Linked DNA regions of Homo sapiens: regions 1 and 2 are each linked to region 3. A link is a contact called in ENCODE Hi-C or POLR2A ChIA-PET data. All regions are on one chromosome and are shown on one strand. The core of a region is the stretch at or near the end of the contact, and the rest is flanking DNA. Distances in the headings are between cores, read along the strand shown. Region 1 overlaps ATIC (5-aminoimidazole-4-carboxamide ribonucleotide formyltransferase/IMP cyclohydrolase). Region 2 has its middle 28 kb from the start of IGFBP-AS1. Region 3 has its middle 82 kb from the start of MREG.

The links. Hi-C counts contacts between places; a loop is a spot of excess contacts on that map. ChIA-PET counts read pairs that join two places held with the same protein, here RNA polymerase II (POLR2A). Pooled maps may share reads with other maps.
Region 1: a loop to region 3 is called in a map with no recorded cell type, with 3 times the contacts of the local background. The contact joins two enhancer-like sites. A Hi-C loop is called at or near these places in 2 of 168 maps with a recorded cell type or tissue (GM12878 and naive thymus-derived CD4-positive, alpha-beta T cell), 7 of 37 single-sample maps with no recorded cell type and 5 of 50 pooled maps. POLR2A ChIA-PET finds 5 or more read pairs at or near these places in 1 of 52 experiments (PC-9).
Region 2: a loop to region 3 is called in a pooled map, with 8 times the contacts of the local background. The contact joins two enhancer-like sites. A Hi-C loop is called at or near these places in 3 of 168 maps with a recorded cell type or tissue (CD4-positive, alpha-beta T cell, GM12878 and mammary epithelial cell), 2 of 37 single-sample maps with no recorded cell type and 8 of 50 pooled maps.

What each region holds. Positions count from the first base shown.
Region 1 is chr2:215,327,423-215,330,845 of GRCh38, reverse strand. All of the region lies in intron 7 of ATIC (5-aminoimidazole-4-carboxamide ribonucleotide formyltransferase/IMP cyclohydrolase), which reads right to left. Among named protein-coding and RNA genes, the nearest start is that of ATIC, 17 kb to the right of the region's middle. Within about 2 kb of position 1,808, at least 2 of the 41 ENCODE cell types and tissues checked have a DNase peak (open chromatin) inside an H3K27ac peak, as active enhancers do; they include PC-9, where a contact is called at or near this core.
Region 2 is chr2:216,664,572-216,667,852 of GRCh38, reverse strand. No RefSeq gene overlaps it. Among named protein-coding and RNA genes, the nearest start is that of IGFBP-AS1, 28 kb to the left of the region's middle. Within about 2 kb of position 1,997, at least 10 of the 41 ENCODE cell types and tissues checked have a DNase peak (open chromatin) inside an H3K27ac peak, as active enhancers do.
Region 3 is chr2:215,929,514-215,932,690 of GRCh38, reverse strand. No RefSeq gene overlaps it. Among named protein-coding and RNA genes, the nearest start is that of MREG, 82 kb to the left of the region's middle. Within about 2 kb of position 1,275, at least 2 of the 41 ENCODE cell types and tissues checked have a DNase peak (open chromatin) inside an H3K27ac peak, as active enhancers do; they include PC-9, where a contact is called at or near this core.

The DNA of each region.
Region 1 (3,423 bases), core at 559-3,058, 600 kb after region 3:
ACAGCTGGGCATGGTGGTGCATGCCTGTAATCCCAGCTACTTGAGAGGCCAAGGCGGAAGGACTGCTTGAGTCCCAGGATATCAAAACCAGCTCAGACAACATAGCAAGACTCCATTCCAAAAAAAAAAAAAAGAAAAGAGAAAAAGATAACAGTGGTTGCAAAGGGTTGGGGAGAAGGGAAAGGAGGGATGAGGCGGAGGAGCACAAGGGAGTTTTAGGGCATTGAAACTATTCTGCATGATACTGTAATGGGGGAGACATGCCACTGTGCATTTTTCCAAATACACAGAATGTACAACACAAAGAATGAATGTTAAACTATGAACCTTGGTTAATAATGAATCAAAATCGGTTCATCAGTTGTAACAAATACACCACACTAATGCATGATGTTAACAGGAGAAACTGCGGGGAAGCGGGGTATATGGAAATTCCCTATAATCACCGTGTATTTTTTCTGTAAACCTGTAACTACTCTAAAAAAATAAAGCCCGTTTTAAAAAGAACTTGAAAAAATAATTCCCCCAACCAAAAATCAAGTCAAATAAAATCACTGTCCTCATGAAATTTATGCGAGAGGCACAGAAGAAAACAAACTAGGCAATAAATAGTAAACAATAGAAGTAAAATATCCCCTAAGGCATACAACAGGCATAATAAAACAAAACACCATATGTACAACTCCCCCATCTCCCTCCCACTCCTCATAGATGGTTTAGGCTAAGGTTGATAAGTGGGAGAAAACTTTTGGTTTCTGAAACATCTCATAGTTAAGCGTATCTGGATGGGTGCGGTGGCTCATGCCTGTAATCCCCAACACTTTGGGAGGCCAAGGTGGGTGGATCACCTGAGGTTGGGAGTTTCAGACTGGTCTGGCCAATATGGTGAAACTCTGTCTTTACTAAAAATACAAAAATTAGCTGGGCCTGGTGGTACATGCCTGTAATCCCAACTACTCAGGAGGCTGAGGCAGGAGATCACTTGAACCTGGGAGGCGGAGGTTGTGGTGAGCCGAGATCATGCCACTGCACTCCAGCCTGGGCGACAGAGCAAGACTCTGCCTCAAAAAAAAAAGAGTATCCGGTTCCCCTTCAAATATCAAATTTTCAAAGACATTAATAACTGAAATAGAAAGTGCCAGAGAAATGCTGAAAGTTGCTTAATCTAGTAAATAGCTGAAATAAATAGGAATTTTCTTCTTTCCAATCATAAGCAAACCAGTCATTAAAATCTCAGACACATACACACACTCACACAACCCCATCTTTGTTCTTGCTTCAATTTTGTTTTAGATACAATCGCAACCATACACTCTGTAATAACATCACTGCCAAATACTCAAACCACATGAAAAGGCAAAGTGCCTTTTCTATTGTGGAAATAAGCCCATGTTGGGGAGAAATCCTGGGAATCTCGCACAAGAAACGCTTATTTACGTGTCCAGGGCCGCCTCTGCCATGTTTACCACAAATAATACTTTAAACTTCAAAAGAAACGCACACACAGTCTAAGGAACAATGAAGGCTTTTATATAGTCCAATGAAAATGCTTTGGAAAATGAAAAGTATAAGAACTGACAGTACATGGGGATTTTTTTGTCTCAGAATCTTAATGGAGAATATAAACTATAAGCAGGAAATAGGTCAGATATAACAGCAGACAAATCAGTTTCAAGAAGTCCTACAAGGAAAAATTTGTGCAAAATGTCAGGTTGCTAATTATTCATTCAGTAAACATTTAGGGAATGTGCCAAGCAGTCTTCTAAGCCCTGGGGATTCAGCGACAAACAAAAACAGATGCAGCTTCTGCTCTCAAAAGCTGACATCCTGGCTGGGCGCTGTGGCTCATGCCTGTAATCCCAGCACTTTGGGAGGCCGAGGCAGGCAGATCACCTGAGGTCAGGAGTTCAAAACCAGCCTGGCCAACGTGGTGAAACCCTATCTCTACTAAAAATACAAAATTAGCCAGGTGTGGTGGCAGGCGCCTGTAGTCCCAGCTACTTGAGAGGCCGAGGCAGGAGAATCACTTCAACCCGGGAGGTGGAGTTTGCAGCGAGCCAAGATCGCACCACTGCACTCCAGCCTGGGCGAAAAGAGTGAAACTCTATCTCAAAAAAAAAAAAAAAAGGAAGCTGCCATCCTAATGGGGGAAGACAATTTGAACAGATTGAATAGAAACACATGCAGCAAAACAGGGTGATGGGATGAAAGCATGATGGGCTGCTACTTTGGTCTAAGCGGTCAAGGAAGGCTTCTCTGAGGAGGTGAGGCCTGAATAACAAGAAACCAGGACGGTGAAGGGCAGAGGGAAGAATTCTGGGTGAAGGGGACAAGGAGCCAGAGGCGCTGGAGTGGAAAGAGCTGGGCCCACTTGGAGGCACAGGGCGGAGGGGCTAGCAGCAGGCGCAGGGAGAGCTGCTGAGGGGGCAGATAGGAGGCAGGCAGGCAGCACAGGGTTTGTGGGGCAGGGCAAAGTGCTTAAGAAAAGCCAAGGAATGGCTTTAAGTAGGGTCTGACATCATCCGATTTCCATTTTTAAAAGATTACTGTGCTGTGAAGCCCAGAAAGGCCGAGAGAAAACAAATTACTTAGATTACTTCAGCCTACAGGACTTCACAGGGTGTCTGTGGGGATTTGGGAAGTGTTAGTGTCAAAGTGTATCTGAGATCTGAGGCCAGGTGTGGTGGCTCACGCCTGTAATCCCAGCACTCTGGGAGGCTGAGATAGGCAGATAACTTGAGGTCAGGAGTTTGAGACCAGCCTGGCCAACATGGTGAAACCCCATCTCTACTAAAAACAGAAAAACTAGCCAGGCATTGTGGTGCGCACCTGTAATCCCAGCTACTCAGGAGGCTGAGGCAGGAGAATCGCTTGAACCAGAGATTGCGCCACTGCACTCCAGCCTGGGTGACAGAGCGAGACTCCGTTGTCTTAATTTAAAAAAAAAAAAAAAAAATCTATCTGAGGCAGAACAATAGAACGCGGCAAACGTGAAGAAACTTTCAGATTCTCCTCCCACCTGGCACGCTGCTCCCCTCCCCCATCGCTCTCTCAGCTGATGACAGGGAAAGGAAGCCCAGGCTGCACCCCCTCACCAAATGCTGACCGCCCCAGGCAGGAAGGAGGCTGCCCTTGCTCTCAGCCAAGGCCAGCTGCACCGGTAGTGCTTGGGATTCCAAGGCCTCCATGCCTGGGACTCTCACCTCTGTCCCTGCCCCTACTCTCCCTTGTACCAGAGCAGGACAGGCTCTCACAGCCTACCTTTGGAACAGAACAGGACACACATTTAAAAACCCTCTCTAAACTCTACAAACCCAGAGAAAGTCCTACTTTCTTGTTCCAAGAAACCTCTTTATCGTTGTTAGTTCTTAACATCACATTTCTGCTTTGGCCTACTTCAATTGGGCTTCTAGATCCAATATT
Region 2 (3,281 bases), core at 748-3,247, 730 kb before region 3:
GGCTGTTTCCTTCCACAAGAATCTCAGCCCTTCAGGACAAAGGCTGTAATCTTCTTCATCTTCATCATCTTCATAGCCTGACATCCTAATACCGAGCCTGGGATATAGTGAGAGCTATTTTTTTTTTCTTTTTTTTATGACGGAGTCTCACTCTGTTGCCCAGGCTCGTGCAATCTCAGCTCACTGCAACCTCCACCTCCCAGGTTCAAGTGATTCTCCTGCCTCAGCCTCCCAAGTAGCTGGGATTACAGGCACCCGCCACCGAGTCCGGCTAATTTTTGTATTTTTTAGTAGAGACGGGGTTTCACCACGTTGGCCAGGCTGGTCTTGAACTCCTGACCTCGGTTGATCCACCCGCCTTGGCCTCCCAAAGTGCCAGGATTACAGGCGTAAGCCACCATGCAAGGCCGAGAGCTACATTTAGGCAGCACTTACCGTGTGACAGAAATGATTTTATATTCTCAAAGCAAGTCTTTTAAGATAGAAACTATCCCAATATTTAAAGAGGAAGTAAATGAGATTCACAGAGGTTAGAAATATGTCCAAAGGCACATAACTCAAGAGTCTGATTCTGTTCAAAGACTACCTCACCTCCATGGTTACGCTTTTAACCACCACATCTTATTATGTAGTTAGTATTCAAGACACATCAAACAGATTCAGGGATGACAGTGGTGACTGTCCAAATGTAGAGAGCATAAGAAGAGGGATAGCCCCGTGGGCATGACCCATGCAGTCATACAAGGCTGACACTTAGTTTAATGTTCTGCTATTTCTGTCTTGACATTCTTAATAATTTCTGAATAAGGGACTCCATATTTTTATTTTGCCCTGGATCCTATAAATGAAGTCAACCAGTCCTCCATAAGAACCACACAGGAAGCAAGTTTCAATGCAGACTCCCAGGCCCCTCCCCGAGCTTCTAACTCAGGGGATCTGGGATAGGGCCAGTGGTAACAACGTCTCCAGCTGACTCCTTCTGGACCACTCCTCTTCAATGCAACAGACTCTCCAAGGGCCCGATGTAGGCTCAGCTGCAGTTCTGCATGCTGCCACACAGTGGCAGTATAGCCCCGGTGTTTGCTTAACGTTCAAAGAGGCACAGTTAGTTCCAGGTGAGAGATGTGCTTGACATCTTCAAGATCCCTGCCCAGCCAGCCATCTTCCCACGTGGATGCAATGATGCTTCCTCTCGGCAAAGGTTTCTAGGTTGCACTGCACATCAGTGAGTGTGGTTCCTGCAGCTAGAGCCACAGCGGAGGTGCTGCTCACCCACTCACCCATAAAAGCTACCTCTTCAGAGGGTTGGGTACAAGAGCACTAAGGGTAATGGAGGGGAAATGGGCAAGGAGATTGTGGCATCCTCAGAAGCCCTCTGGAAAAGTTCAAAGAATGGACAAGGTGGCAGCCCTGGGGCGTGAGGTCTGGCAAACACCTGACCCAACAATGGCCCCATAGTAACCCCTCCCGTTTTATACAGTCCTAGTTTTCAAAGCACCTTCACATCTAGTCTCACACTAATACCACCCTGCTATTTGAGGCTGATAACATCCCCAATAGACAGATGAGGAAAACAGGCTCAGAGAAGGTGGACAGCATAGCCCCAGGCAATGGAAAACGAAGTGGTGGGAAAGGATCCAAGCCCAGGTGTCCTGACTCCGGCCTTTTTCTTGCCTTATCCCTCCCTGGTTCACAATCACCATGGAACCTAAGAAAGGAAAAAGACCCTGCCTGGGCTCCATGGCAAACCAGTTACATCAGAATGTCTGAAGCTGAGGTACTGGCATCAGTTTTTGTTTTAAGTGCCGCCGTCGAGTCAAATGTTCACCGAGGTTGAGAAACACCAGGCTTCCCAGGAGGGCAGGCACGGGCTGCTCCACCCAGGGATAGCAGCTCCACCTGGGGACAGCAGCCCCGGGGCTGACTGCTCTTTGCAGCAACTCAGAGGGCAGGGGGAAGGGCCAGCTGCAGCACGCATGCGCCGAATGAAAGACAATCAGACCCCATGCAGGGACTGCTGAGCTTCAAGCTCCAGGTCCATCCAGTGCCCAGAGCCCTCTAGGCCCTCTCCAAGCGTCTCACCTGCTTCCATCCACGGGGCCAGTATAACTCAGGGGTGGGTGGCTGCCACACGCTGGAGTTAGGGGTCCCCAGACCCAGGGCAGGAGAGTTTGGGCACTTCTAGTTACACTTTTCCTCATCTGTAAAGTGTAACTAACAATAGTGCCTGTTTCACGGATGCACAAGGATCCGCTGAATGAATACTTTTGGGGCTGTGGCCAAGTGCTGGCCTTGGCCCGGTGCAGCCTAGAACACACCCTCCTGGCATGGCTCCATCTATTCTTGGGGATCTGGTTTTCCTGCACTCCAAGAAAGCTCATCTTGTGCCATTTCCAAAAGCTGTCTTGCATTCCAGCTACACTTATGTCACACCTGGTAAAGGGCCCGCCATCCCTCCGCCTCCCTACACTCACCAGATGGAAGGTCTGGAAGGTAGTGGATTGGGCCAGGCCCCTAGGGAGCCCCTCCTCTGTGGGAAGGGATCAGACTCCAGCCACAGGAGAGGGGAGTGACAGGAGAGGCCAGGCCCTGGGCCACGTACCGAGGAAGGTTAGGGGGGCAGGGACTGTGGGCCTCAAATGGTGAGCTTTCTCCCCCCATGGCCCATTGCAAAGGCAGGGGTCGGGGTGCATAAGCCCCCTGGAATTCACTGGAGTTGAGAGGCCAGCAGAACAGAATGGCAGATGTAGGTGAGCTCTGATGTGGAACTCTGCTAAGAAAGGCCACATTCTGTGCCTCCTTCCACAGTCCCTCAGCCTGCACACCTTGACACACTCATAGCCCTTTGTTTCAATTGATATTTGCTGGTCTGGACACCAAATCCCTTGGGCCCCTTAGAGAGCAGCATCTGAATTCTCAGTGGTGTCATCCTTATGAATAAGCCAGTTAACCACAGCCCTACTCCCTTTCTTTGGGGGCTGAGTGGAAATGTCTCACCCTGGGCAGGAGGGAGCCTCCTTTATTTCAGGGGCCAGACAACCCCAATCCCAACGTTTCCTGTTCCTTATCTCCCACTGCAGTGTTATCTGAATGTGCGAGGGAGGAAGCCGGACCCACGCTCCACATCTCCCCATCCCCAGCCCGTGACTCATCCTGCCCCTGTACAGCGCCAGGCAGGGGCCACATGGGGGCAGAAGCCTCACCTGGGAGTCCTGGGGCTGCACTGGAGGGTTTGATCTGGATTCAGGAGGTTCCCATTCCTTCTTATTGCCATTTCATGA
Region 3 (3,177 bases), core at 26-2,525:
AGGCACATGGTGTTAGGAAGATACTGCCCACTGACTCTCCTTTCAGTAAACCTTCAGATTTTTGCTGGCACTGTCACCAGTAACTTGCATCTATGGGCAGACAGGTGGGCAGCCCCCGGGAGGGCTCAGGAGGGTATAAAATCTCTCAGAATGGCAAGGAGAATTTCCCAAAGGATCTGATGGCATCCTCAGCCAAAGACATAATGCCATCAGCAAAGTGGTGAGGATGAAGGCAGGGCACCTTGGTGGGTATAGAAAACAAGGGAAGCTTGTCTTTCCAACTGCCAAAATGCTGCTAAGCCTCCCCCTTTTTGTAGCTCTCTGTGTCCGCTAGGTTACATCTTAACCTGTATTAATGTACCTTGTATCCTTTGCCCAGGTCTGTTGGGTGCCTTTCTGTCACTTTTCTCCTAAAGAAAACAGATCCAAGTTTAAAAGGCTTCTGTTATTCTAGGAGGACCTAGGTCTCTGCAGATAAGCCTCAGCAGCTGGGAGTGGCACGGGGCTGGGGCCAATAGGGTGGGGGGCCAAGGAGAGTGGGGTGAGGAGAGGCAAGGGAAGGGTGGGAGTTCTGGATGGCTGAGTGCCTGTAGGTCTGGTTTTTCTACACCAACCCCCCTTTAAAGAGATCAGCTATAGATTATGTATATGTATCTATTCTTTGTAACATTGTCATTCCAAATATCTCATGTTTTTCCCTTAAATCATTTCATTGCTGGGGAAAAATGGTGAAAATCACTGGCATACACAGATCCAAAATCACCCCTTATTTATAGATTGTAGCCGATTAAATAGTTTCCCCAGAATTCACTATTCACTGAAGAGTTCAGGGTGTCCAGAAAAAAGTTAAGGCAAAAGCAGGATTATTTCCAACAATTAACACAATCTATTCCGTTTACTCCAGAGAAGGCTGATAAACCACCTTAGAGGGCTTCTGCCCTTCAGGGACTCTCAGGCACATAGTCCTGTCTTTGAGTTTGAGTCTGAGGGGAAGCTGAGATGAGGCTGAGATGCAGGTGAGATGCATGCCAAGGCTGTGTGATGTTCCGTCTCTCTGGAATTAGGACAACCTGCGTCCTTCTCCTGTGAACATCTATGGAAGCAGCACCATAAACACTCGGGTGAGTGCTTCTCAATGATTTCCACGAGTGGATAAATGTAACTGATTTGCCTCTTACAATAACACACAGATCCTCCCATCTCCAACGAGGGGCTTTGCAGGATTCTGATTGAACACTAGATGCCGCTGTTGACTCACTCTGTGTTCTGTGAGCTTCAAGATCTCATCCCTCAGTCCCCATCAGGAGAGACAATTTTTAAAAGCCTGAGTCAATTAACGAAGTTCTGTCTATTTTTCCTCATTTAGTGATTGATTTAGAGGGTTTTTATTTATTCATTTTTTGGTGAATTTCAGAGGTTGTCTTTTTCTTGGAGAACATTTGGAAATTGGCAGAAAATGAAACAACGAAAGGGCATCGATGTCTTTTAAAGAAGAAAGGTCAACTCAGACTAAAGGCTTGTAAATAAGATCATTTTTGGATTTCTGAGTTTCTGCCCCAGAAAAAATTCAAGTAACTCTCAGGCCTACCTGTTTCTCTAGTTCTGTAGCATGCCAAATTGTGTTTGTCTTCGGCATGTATTTGAATATTATAATCTGAGATATGCCGGATAGCTGCCTCTACTGCATTCCAGGTTGCTAGTGTCATTATTGGTTTTCTACTTTCTAAAGCAACTTTTTACTTTGGCAAATTTTTAAAACAAAAGGGGAAAGACTAGTGAAGTGTGCTCCAAATACCCATTCCTTTGAAACCTACCAAATTTTAAATAATTATCGAATTAATTTTCCTCTTAGGCAGGGTGGTAAAGGGGATGCCTCTCTCAAAAGGCAGATTACTAAAAGTGATTTGGAAACACAGAACATTGCAAATAAAACCGGAGAGCCCTTGCTTCATTTTTCTGTCTTCAAAATTCCTTGATTCTTCCAGAACAAATATGACTCAGACTTGGAGAGAGCTTTATCTCTGTGCTTCAATAGCAAAAGTACTCAGAACATTTATCATATTGCATTGAAATACACGTTTACATTACTGTGTCCCTGTCCCCCAGAAAAGAAGACCTCTTTTAGGGTAGCACCAAATCCTGGTCAACTACAAATCCTGGTCGTCTTTGTATCCCTGTGACCTGATCTTTTCATAGTGATCGCGCCACTGCACTCCATCTTGGGCAACAGAGTGAGACCCTGTCTCAAACAAAAACAAAAACAAAAAGCAAATATTTATAGAAGGTGTTTGAATAAAAAGAAAAGATTGGATCCAGTTTCTAGTGGGTAAGGCAGATGAGAACAGAGTAGACAAACAAACAAGGTAACTACAATTTGCAAGCAGTGCTGTAACAGGAACACTGGATGAGATAAGGTGGAACTGAGTGGGGCCCCTCTGCACAGGGTGGTCAGGGGCCTCTTCTCTGAGAGAGGTCTGAGTTGGGACCCTTAAAGGATGAGTCACAGCCAGTCAGTCATGCAAAGATGTGAAGGAAGAGGGGCCCAGGCAGAGGGAACAGCAAGTGCAAAGGGCTGGAGGCGATAAAGGCTTTGGCATAGCTGAGGGCGAAAGGGAGCAGAGCATGTCTGGAGTAGCTTAGGGGGTCATGATGAGCAGAGCGCTGGAGGCACGAGGAAGGGTGGATCTTCAGTTCCTGCCTTGTGCGACCAGAGAAGGGTGTCTGCCTTGGAGAGCCAGGAGCTGACTTATGTTGTGAAACAATAACTTGCCATGCATTGCGAATGGATCAGAGGATGGCAAGAATGGGAACAAGATGTGTCAGAATTGAGAGAGGGTGATGGTTTGGACTAGGTTGGTGGCATTGAGGAGGAGCATAAATGGGTGAAGTGTGAGGTGTATTTTGGAGAGGTAATGGACAGGAGTTGCTGATGCATTTGAATTTGGGGGATGGTGCAGGAAGAGGAGAAATCAAGGATGACTCATAGCTTTCTAGCTGTGGCAGAGTGTGGGGCCATTTGCTGAGTTAAGGATGTCTGGGAGAAGAGGCTAGATCAGAACAGAATCAATTTTGGATCATTTTGATGAAACACCATGAGTTCCTCCCCAGACCCCCAACAATTGGAGAACTTATTTTGTTTCTAAGCACAATATTCTAAGTAGAATATTGTGGGGGTTT